Linked DNA regions of Homo sapiens: region 2 is linked to region 1. Evidence: chromatin contacts called from ENCODE Hi-C or POLR2A ChIA-PET data. All regions are on one chromosome and are shown on one strand. The core of a region is the stretch at or near the end of the contact, and the rest is flanking DNA. Distances in the headings are between cores, read along the strand shown. Region 1 holds the start of RBFOX1 (RNA binding fox-1 homolog 1). Region 2 holds the start of SNX29-AS3 (SNX29 antisense RNA 3).

Region 1 (3,925 bases), core at 960-3,459:
CAACGGAGTTTAAAAATAAAAATAAACAATCATTATTCTAATAAAGGAAAACCCAAGTTAGGAGACATGATGTTTCAACTCAACAAAGCTATTTCACCACACTCCCCCACTTCTTTTCAAGTTCAACTGAAAAGATCCGCCTTTGGGGTGCCAATTGCCCGGACTGCCTGACCAGGATTTCCAAGCTCTTCAGTAGCCGCACCCCAGATGTTCCAGTGCCAGCAGGTGCACCCCAGCTCTGGCCCACACAGGAGCGATGAGCTCTCCCAGCCCCCTGACCATTCCCTGGCAGCAAGGAATGGAGCTGGGGGCTCCAGGACAAGGTTAGATCGGGGTCTTCCCCTCCCTTGCTGAGTGGACAGCTTCCGGGCTCCGCGTGACACCTGGTCCCCGCAGCTGGCGCCAGGGAGGCTCCAGGAGCTCACAGCCAAGTGGCCTCCTGGGCGGTGGGGAGATGGGAGCGGCGCCCCACTAGCCCCGCCCTCGCTTCCATAGCTGGACAATTGGTTGATTGGAGCTGACAAGCCCCCCCCTGGCCTGCACAACAACACAGGGCTAAGATCTGCTACCCCTGTGTTTCCTTCTCTGGGGTGAAGGTTCTCTAAGGCTCCCAGGAACCAGGGGCACAGTAGGAGTTTCCCATTCGCAGGTTTCCCGGCTGGCCCCCTCCCCTGGGGTCGAGGTGGCACCGCGGGGCATCGATTCCAGTGCCAGTAAACACAGCGGCGCTTTCTCCACATAAGTGAGCCTTCTCTTCCCCTCCTCCCACAAGGGGTTCGGGGCACCTAAACACCCTCCCGGGTCACTAAGATGCCTCCTCCTGCACACCCTGCGGGCGGAGGCAGCGGTCCGGGGGCGCGCTGAGTGCACGCTTGCAGCCGGCCAGGGAGACTAATCAAAGTGCGCAGGCAGGCTCCCGCTGCTCCTGGCACCTAGGACTCGCTCCCAGGAGGACGGACGAGGTAGCCTGGATGCTTCGGAGGGGCGCTCTGGGGCAAGGAAGGACGTGCTTCTGGAAGCGACGCACAAGGGGGCTCAGGGTCTCGGCCTCCTGGGGGTAGGGGGGGACACGCCTCGAGATCTTTCCACACACCCTGAAAAAGTTCCCGTCCAGAGCGCCCAGACTGGCGCTAGGAGGAGGCCAGTTCTCGGGGACCTAGCGCTTCCCTCCATGAGACCTTCTGGACCTGACCCACCAGGTCAGGGTGGGTGCAGAGGCAATGACTCCGCCTGGACTTACCTAGAACTCCCGGCGAGCCCGGCTGCGGTCACGTTCTCGGCCCCAGACCCCCGAATTCCCGTGCGCTCTCTGCACCCCCAGCCACACTCACCATAAGCTGGAGGCGGCGGAAGGGGGTGCTGGTTTCTCACGCACTGTCCGCAACTTCGCGGGCAGGTCAGCCCCGCCCTGGCGCGCCTGCCTGGGCGCGGCGAGGGTCCGGACAGGCGGGGACCCTGGCGGCCACTGGGTGGGGGTCTGGAGCGCAAGGACTCTCAATCCCGGGCGCGCGGTCCGCTCCTGCTCTCTCTGCCTGGGCAAGAAGCTCGGAGTTCTCCTGCTCCGGACGCCGGGGCGGGGCCCACGGCTGGCTGTCCCCTCCAGATGTGGGGTGCTCGGCTCGGCTCACTCCTTCCTTCTTCAGCCCCGGAGGCGCGCGCGTGGGTCCAGCCAGTGCCGCCGCCTCTGCTGTTCCCGGGGCTGGCAGAGCGCCCCCGCCCCACCGCGGGTGCTGCTGGGGGGCTGGGGCGGAGGGGGAGGGATTCCCCTCCGCGAGTTCGGGTTTCCCCACCCGACGCGGCCCCTGGGCTCCGTCCGCCGTCCGCCACCCTCCGCGCTGCTTGGAGAACCACTTCAGGGCAGCGCAGCCAGTCCCACCGACTCTGGCTGGAGGAGGCGGCGGCAGCGCGGCTCGCACGGGGACTGGAAAGGAGGTGACCTTCAAACCCCGCGCTCGGGAGACCAGGAAGGGGGCTGGGGTGATCGAGGGAGCGGTGTGTGCACCCAGACGGCCAGCAAGAGCGCTTGTAGGAGGGCGGGAGAGAATAAAGAGGAAATCTTCCAGTAAAAATATAGATTAGAAAATAAACAAAGGAGAGCCGGAGAGAGCGCGAGAAAATGTGTGCATGTGTGTGTGTGCGTGTGTGTCTGTGTGTGTGTGAGCGCGCGACAAGCAGCGAGCAGCCCCGGCTGCGGAGCCAAAAATAATCTGGTGCGCGAGGGAGCGCCCCCTCCCCCTTCCCCTCGCCAGCGCCGCCGCCGCCGCGGTCACGCGTGCAGCCCTGGATTCCAGCGGGCGGCGGCGGCGGACACGCGACCCGGTACCCTGGTCTCCTGGCCTAAAGGGGACAGAGGGTGAAAGTTGGATGCTGGGGCAATGAGCCCAGGACTTTCACCTGCGCCCGTCCTCGTCCTGGTAGTCCCCAGGTGGGCTCACTCATTGAGCACCAGCGCCCTCCTCCCAACCCCAATCAAAGTAGACAAATCCCCCACTAGAGACGCCAAGTGGAGGCAGCTTCTTGCCCCAGTCCATTTCTTCTCTGAGGAAGTTTTCTGGCAAGTCTTCAAATCTTCCGGCCAGGCAGAGATCGAGCCCTATCCAAGATTCAAAAAGTTCTCCAGGCTGGATGGGATGCAGGGCTGGGGTGGGTGCGGCTGGCCTGGGACGCCCCCACCCCGCACAGCTGGGCCTCTCCTGTCCTGCCCCCTTCCTGGCCACCTACTCCCGCAATGGACGCTGAAGGGGTCTAGGGATTGTCCTCCTAGCAGATGTCTTACAGCCAGAAGCCCCATGACGCCTTAATACACACTAGCACTTAATAAGCATTTACTTTCCACCAGATGCTGTTTTAAGCACTTTACATGGAGTCTTTTCAACAACTGGAAGTAGATACTGGAGGTTTATCCATTTCACAGATGCTTAGAGAGATTAAAGCAATATTTCTCCCTTCCTGGGTCCCACTCTGGACTGGAGTGAGAAACTCTGCTCTTCCCCTACCTTTTCCTTTCCCTCCCTCCCTTCCTTCCTCCCTCCCTTTCTTCCTTCCTCCTTTCCTCCCTTCCTTCCTTTCTCCCTTCCTCTTTTTTCCACAAATATTCCAGGGGGTTTTGTTGTACAATAAAGTCAGTCTGAGGTTCAGTGAGTTGTAATTTGTTCAAGGTCACATAGCTGGCAAGGAACCAGGACTCCCCAGGCAGTCTACCTCATTTTATGTGGCACCACCCTGCCTTCTGAAGGGCAGGTGGCATTGGACAAGGCCAGATTCCAGCCTTGAGCACTTGATCTGAGGCGCCTGTTCATTTTCCCATCCTGTGATGTGACTGTGTTTGCACTTATACCATGGATCCTCTTATAAGAAATGCTGTAAGCTTTCCAAAACAGGGGGCCATGTGATGTGCATTCCTTTGTACTAGATGTACGTGTATTTCCTAGCGCCCATCAAGGAGCAGATTCCTTAAGGGTTCCTCTTGCAATCCTATCGGGCTGCGGTTTCTTTCAACCTCAGAATAAAAGAAAGGGAACTTCTGCCTATAACTATATTACTTTTTAAAGCACGCAATATTTAATCATCATTTGAAAAAGTAAGTTTGCAAAATCCAGAAAGATATCTTTATCATTGGTCCCAGCGATTTTGCAATTTGGGTTGATTTTTACCATATGTTTCCTTAGGATTCTCTTTGATAATAATATATTTGTATGTAAGCAATTTTTTTTTCTTTATACTAGTCTCATCCTTCAGTGATAGCAAAATGAAACCATAAATCTGGGTTGGTAACATCATAATCATTTCCCCCAGAAACTGTTCACAATGGGAAAACCGCCGAATTTAAATGTAATTGTCTAGCCATGCAGGGAGATGAGATGGGTTGTAAAAGAGGTATTCTCAATTTAAAAGCAAATTATCAATAATGATAGAAGAAATAAAT
Region 2 (3,925 bases), core at 1,018-3,517, 6.6 Mb before region 1:
TAATTTACAAACATTTGCATTGAAATGACAATCTCAAGGCTCAAAGACTTCAACCTCAAGCACCATGTAGTAGCCCAGTGAATTTTTTTTTTTTTTAAGCAGCGGGGGTGGGCTTTGGGGAGACGGGGGAATGAGTAAGAAACTTCTTGGGTCTGTTATCAGAGGCATTCGAACCAGAGCAACTCCGTCCTGAATGAGGGCTAGGAAAATGAGGCTGGAACTTGGGAGGCGGCATTCTGGACTGGTAGCTATTCTTGGCCTCTAGATGTTTCTGGTTAAGGGAACAGATTAATAACACTTAAAAATTATTGATGCCACAAAAGAAATAGCACTTGAAAATTTCCTCAAGGCAATTTTACTTCTATAGAAGGGTGACTTACAGATGGAGCAATGGCGAGAGCACAGCTGAACCAAGGGAGAGGAAGGGGTTCTTATTTCTGAGACAGGTAGCCTCTACTGCTGTCATTCCCCTATTGGCTAGGGTTGGACCACAGTGTAAGCTAATTCCGAATGGCTATTTTAAAGAGCAGTGGGTACAAGTCTGAGAAGCAGGAATGACTGCTACAGAACCGGTGACTCACGATGATTGAAGTCAGAGCAGGTAACCAGCGTTGACTCAGGATGGAGTAGGTGACCAGGGCAACACATGTGACCTACTGATTAGAACTGGTGGAAAAGCTTGTTTACTGAAACTAGGGGCAAGGAGATGAGAACGAGGAAGTTAAACTTTAAAATGGACAAAACGGGAGCCGAACGTGTACTGATAGATTGGCTCTTTGGATGGGATGTCAGAACTCATTGTACTTAACAATTGACAGGCTAAAATCTTGGAAGAGGTATTACATCCTTCAATGCTTACTAAAGAGACCCAGATGTGGGAGTGTCATGTTATCCTGATACCTTGAACAGAAGGATTCGTAATTTCGCTTCGAAGATAATACTGATTCTTGTAAAATGTAGTAATTAAGAATTATTACAAATCCTTGTAGCAGAGCATGTCTCTCATCAAGATGTTTTGTTTTTTGATGCAGTCTTGCTCTGTTGTCCAGATTGGAGTACAATGGTGCAGTCTCAGCTCATTGCAACCTCTACCTCCCGGGTTCAAGCAATTCTCCTGCCTTAGCCTCCCAAGTAGCTGGGCGCACAGGCACGTGCCACCACCCCTGGCTAATTTTTGTATTTTTTAGTACAGACTGTTTGACCATGTTGTGTAGGCTAGTCTCAAACGCATGACCTCAAGTGATCCCCCCCACCTCAGCCTCACAAAGTGCTGGGATTACAGGCGTGAATCACCATGCCCGGCCCCTCATGATCTTTTTTATTCTCTATAAACAAGCATTGTACCTAGAGTGGATGCATTCCCCTTTCTTTTGGGAATGCCCTACTCTATGGCTAACAGTACTTAGGCTACTTCCTTAATAAACATACTTTTGCTTTGCACTGTGGACTTGCCCCTGAATTCTTTTGTGCACGAGATCCAAGAAGCCTCTCTTGGGGGTCTGGATCAGGACCCCTTGCCTGTAACATTGTTACCTCCCTTTTCGACCAAAGCAGCCTCATTTTTTTTATTGCATTGTGGTGTGGAGCCCCAAAACTAGTTGGCATCTCTGGACCCCTAAAGATCTAGGTAACACTTGGTGAATTTTTAAAATCTCCCTTTTCATGGGTTTTTAGAAATTCAAAGTACTCTCCAAGATTTTCCCAAATCCCAGGTGCTTCTACCATTATTGTTACATGAAAGGGTTCCTGATGCAGTCCCGAGAGAGATGGTTCTTGGATCTCCTGCAAGAAAGAAAGAAAGCACAAGTCTGTAAAGTGAAAGCAAGGTGATTAAGAAAATCAAGGAATAAAGAATGGCTACTCAATAGACAGAGCAGCCCTGAGGGCTGCTGGTTGCCTTTTTTTATGGCTATTTCTTGACATGCTAAACAAGGGGTGGATTATTCATACCTCCCCTCTTTAGACCATATAGGGTAACTTCCAGATGTTGCCATGGCATTTGTAAGCTGTCATGGCAGTGGTGGGAGTGTAGCAGTGAGGACGGTCAGAGGCCACTTTAAGCACCATCTTGGTTTTGGTGGGTTTTGGCCGGCTTCTTTACTGCAACCTGTTTTATCAGCAAACAGGTCGGCACAAGATACAGCTATCTCATCCTGTGACTAAGTGTCTTAAGCGTCTGGGAATGCAGCCCAATAGTTTCAGCCTCATTTTATCCAGCTCCTACCCAAGATGGAGTTGCTCTGGTTCAAATCCCTCTGACACCATTATGACATCTTCTCTAATTTTCATGCTTGTGTGAAATTATTTGGGCTGAAGTGGTCAGACAGCTTGGGCTACCTTGTCACCATATTGTGCTAGGTGGAGGCTACTGCCTCTAGAAGACTGTCTATTGTGCCTTGAATACACAGCATTGACTTTGCAGGGTCATCTTGCTGGATAACATAGCACCACCCAAACAGGAGAATTGAGGCTGAGACTGGATCAGGCCCAGTGGAACATAGCGAAATGAGAATAAGCTTTCGTGTTAGAATCCTGCCTATGTGATCTCCAGCAACTTAACATCTCTGAGCCACTTCATTTATCTGGAGAATGGGGCTAAATCTTCCTGAGTTTTTGAGGCTTACAGCGAATAATGTACGGCACCTGACATGCAGTAAACAAGAAATCAAAGGTAAATACCATTATTCAGTCTTCAGCACAGAATTTGTTCATTTTCTTACCATACCGCCCTTCCTCCCCCACTTTATAAAGAACAGAGACAGATCTCATTTTTTCAGATCTAACAGGTACCCCCATCCCCATGACTGGCTTTCAATAGATTGATCATAGTGTGCAGAGGTCAGCAAACTTTGGCCCACCTGTTTAGTAAATAAAGGTGAGTTGGAACACAGCCTTGTCCACGCATCAGTTGAATAGTTGGCAATGGGAATCTCATGATCTGCACCTAAAAATATTTGGCCCTTTACAGAAATACTTGGCCATCCCCTGGCTTATAGCCGGTTGTGTTTTGTTTCCCTGTGTCTCTTTCCCACCCCAGCTGGGATTCAGGCTAGCCTGTTTGTCTAATCAGATCTGAGGAAAGTGCATTCAGTTGATGAAATCGGCTAACAAGGGTTCATTGCTACGGGCTCATTGTGTTTGGAGATGGGGAATGTGCGTGGGTTGGTCAGAGCCTTAACCCACAGCCCTGCTCCCAGGAAGCTTTCTGACCACTTCTGTGGATAAACAAGGCACGCATAGCTGGGCACAGTAGCTCACACAACACCTGCACTTTGGGAGGCCGAGGCAAGAGGATGGCTTCAGCTCAGGAGTTTGATACCATCCTGGGAAACAAGGCAAAACCCTGTCTCCACTAAAAACACAAAAATTAATGGGGTGTGGCAATATGTGCCTGTAATCCCAACTACTTGGGAGGCTGAGGGAGGATGGCTTGAGCCCAGGAGGTAGGGGCTGGAGTGTACTATGATTGTGCCGTTGCACTGCAGCCTGTGTAACAGAGCAAGAACCTGTCTCAAAAATACAAACAAAATATAAAAAAGCCATGTGAGCCACAGGCCAGAACTTTAACCCAAACTTGTATACGGATTAGCTTCAACCTTTTAATCTATCTGGGCCTCAGTTCCCCCATCCATTAAATGGCAATAATTTTAAGTTTTACGGTACATGTGCATAACATGCAGGTTTGTTACATAAATACACATGTGCCATGTTGCTGTGCTGTACCCATTAACTTGCTTAACATTAGGTGTATCTCCTAATGTTATGCCTCCCCCTCCCTCCACCCCACAACAGGCCCCAGTGTGTGATGTTCCCCTTCCTGTGTCCATGTGTTCTCATTGTTCAACTCCCACCTATAAGTGAGAATATGCTGTGTTTGGTTTTTTGTCCTTGCCATAGTTTGCTGAGAATGATTGTTTCCAGCTTC

The links. Hi-C counts contacts between places; a loop is a spot of excess contacts on that map. ChIA-PET counts read pairs that join two places held with the same protein, here RNA polymerase II (POLR2A).
Region 2: a loop to region 1 is called in a map of transverse colon, with 17 times the contacts of the local background. The contact joins the promoter of SNX29-AS3 here to the promoter of RBFOX1 in region 1. A Hi-C loop is called at or near these places in 1 of 168 maps with a recorded cell type or tissue (transverse colon). POLR2A ChIA-PET finds 5 or more read pairs at or near these places in 1 of 52 experiments (activated CD8-positive, alpha-beta T cell).

The regions. Positions count from the first base shown.
Region 1 is chr16:6,017,308-6,021,232 of GRCh38, reverse strand. RBFOX1 (RNA binding fox-1 homolog 1) reads right to left here and starts at 2,209. Exons shown (of 16, transcript NM_018723.4): 1 at 1,241-2,209.
Region 2 is chr16:12,609,484-12,613,408 of GRCh38, reverse strand. SNX29-AS3 (SNX29 antisense RNA 3) reads left to right here and starts at 2,267. Exons shown (of 4, transcript XR_007064988.1): 1 at 2,267-2,671. RefSeq lists an enhancer at 1-263 and a cis regulatory region at 424-803.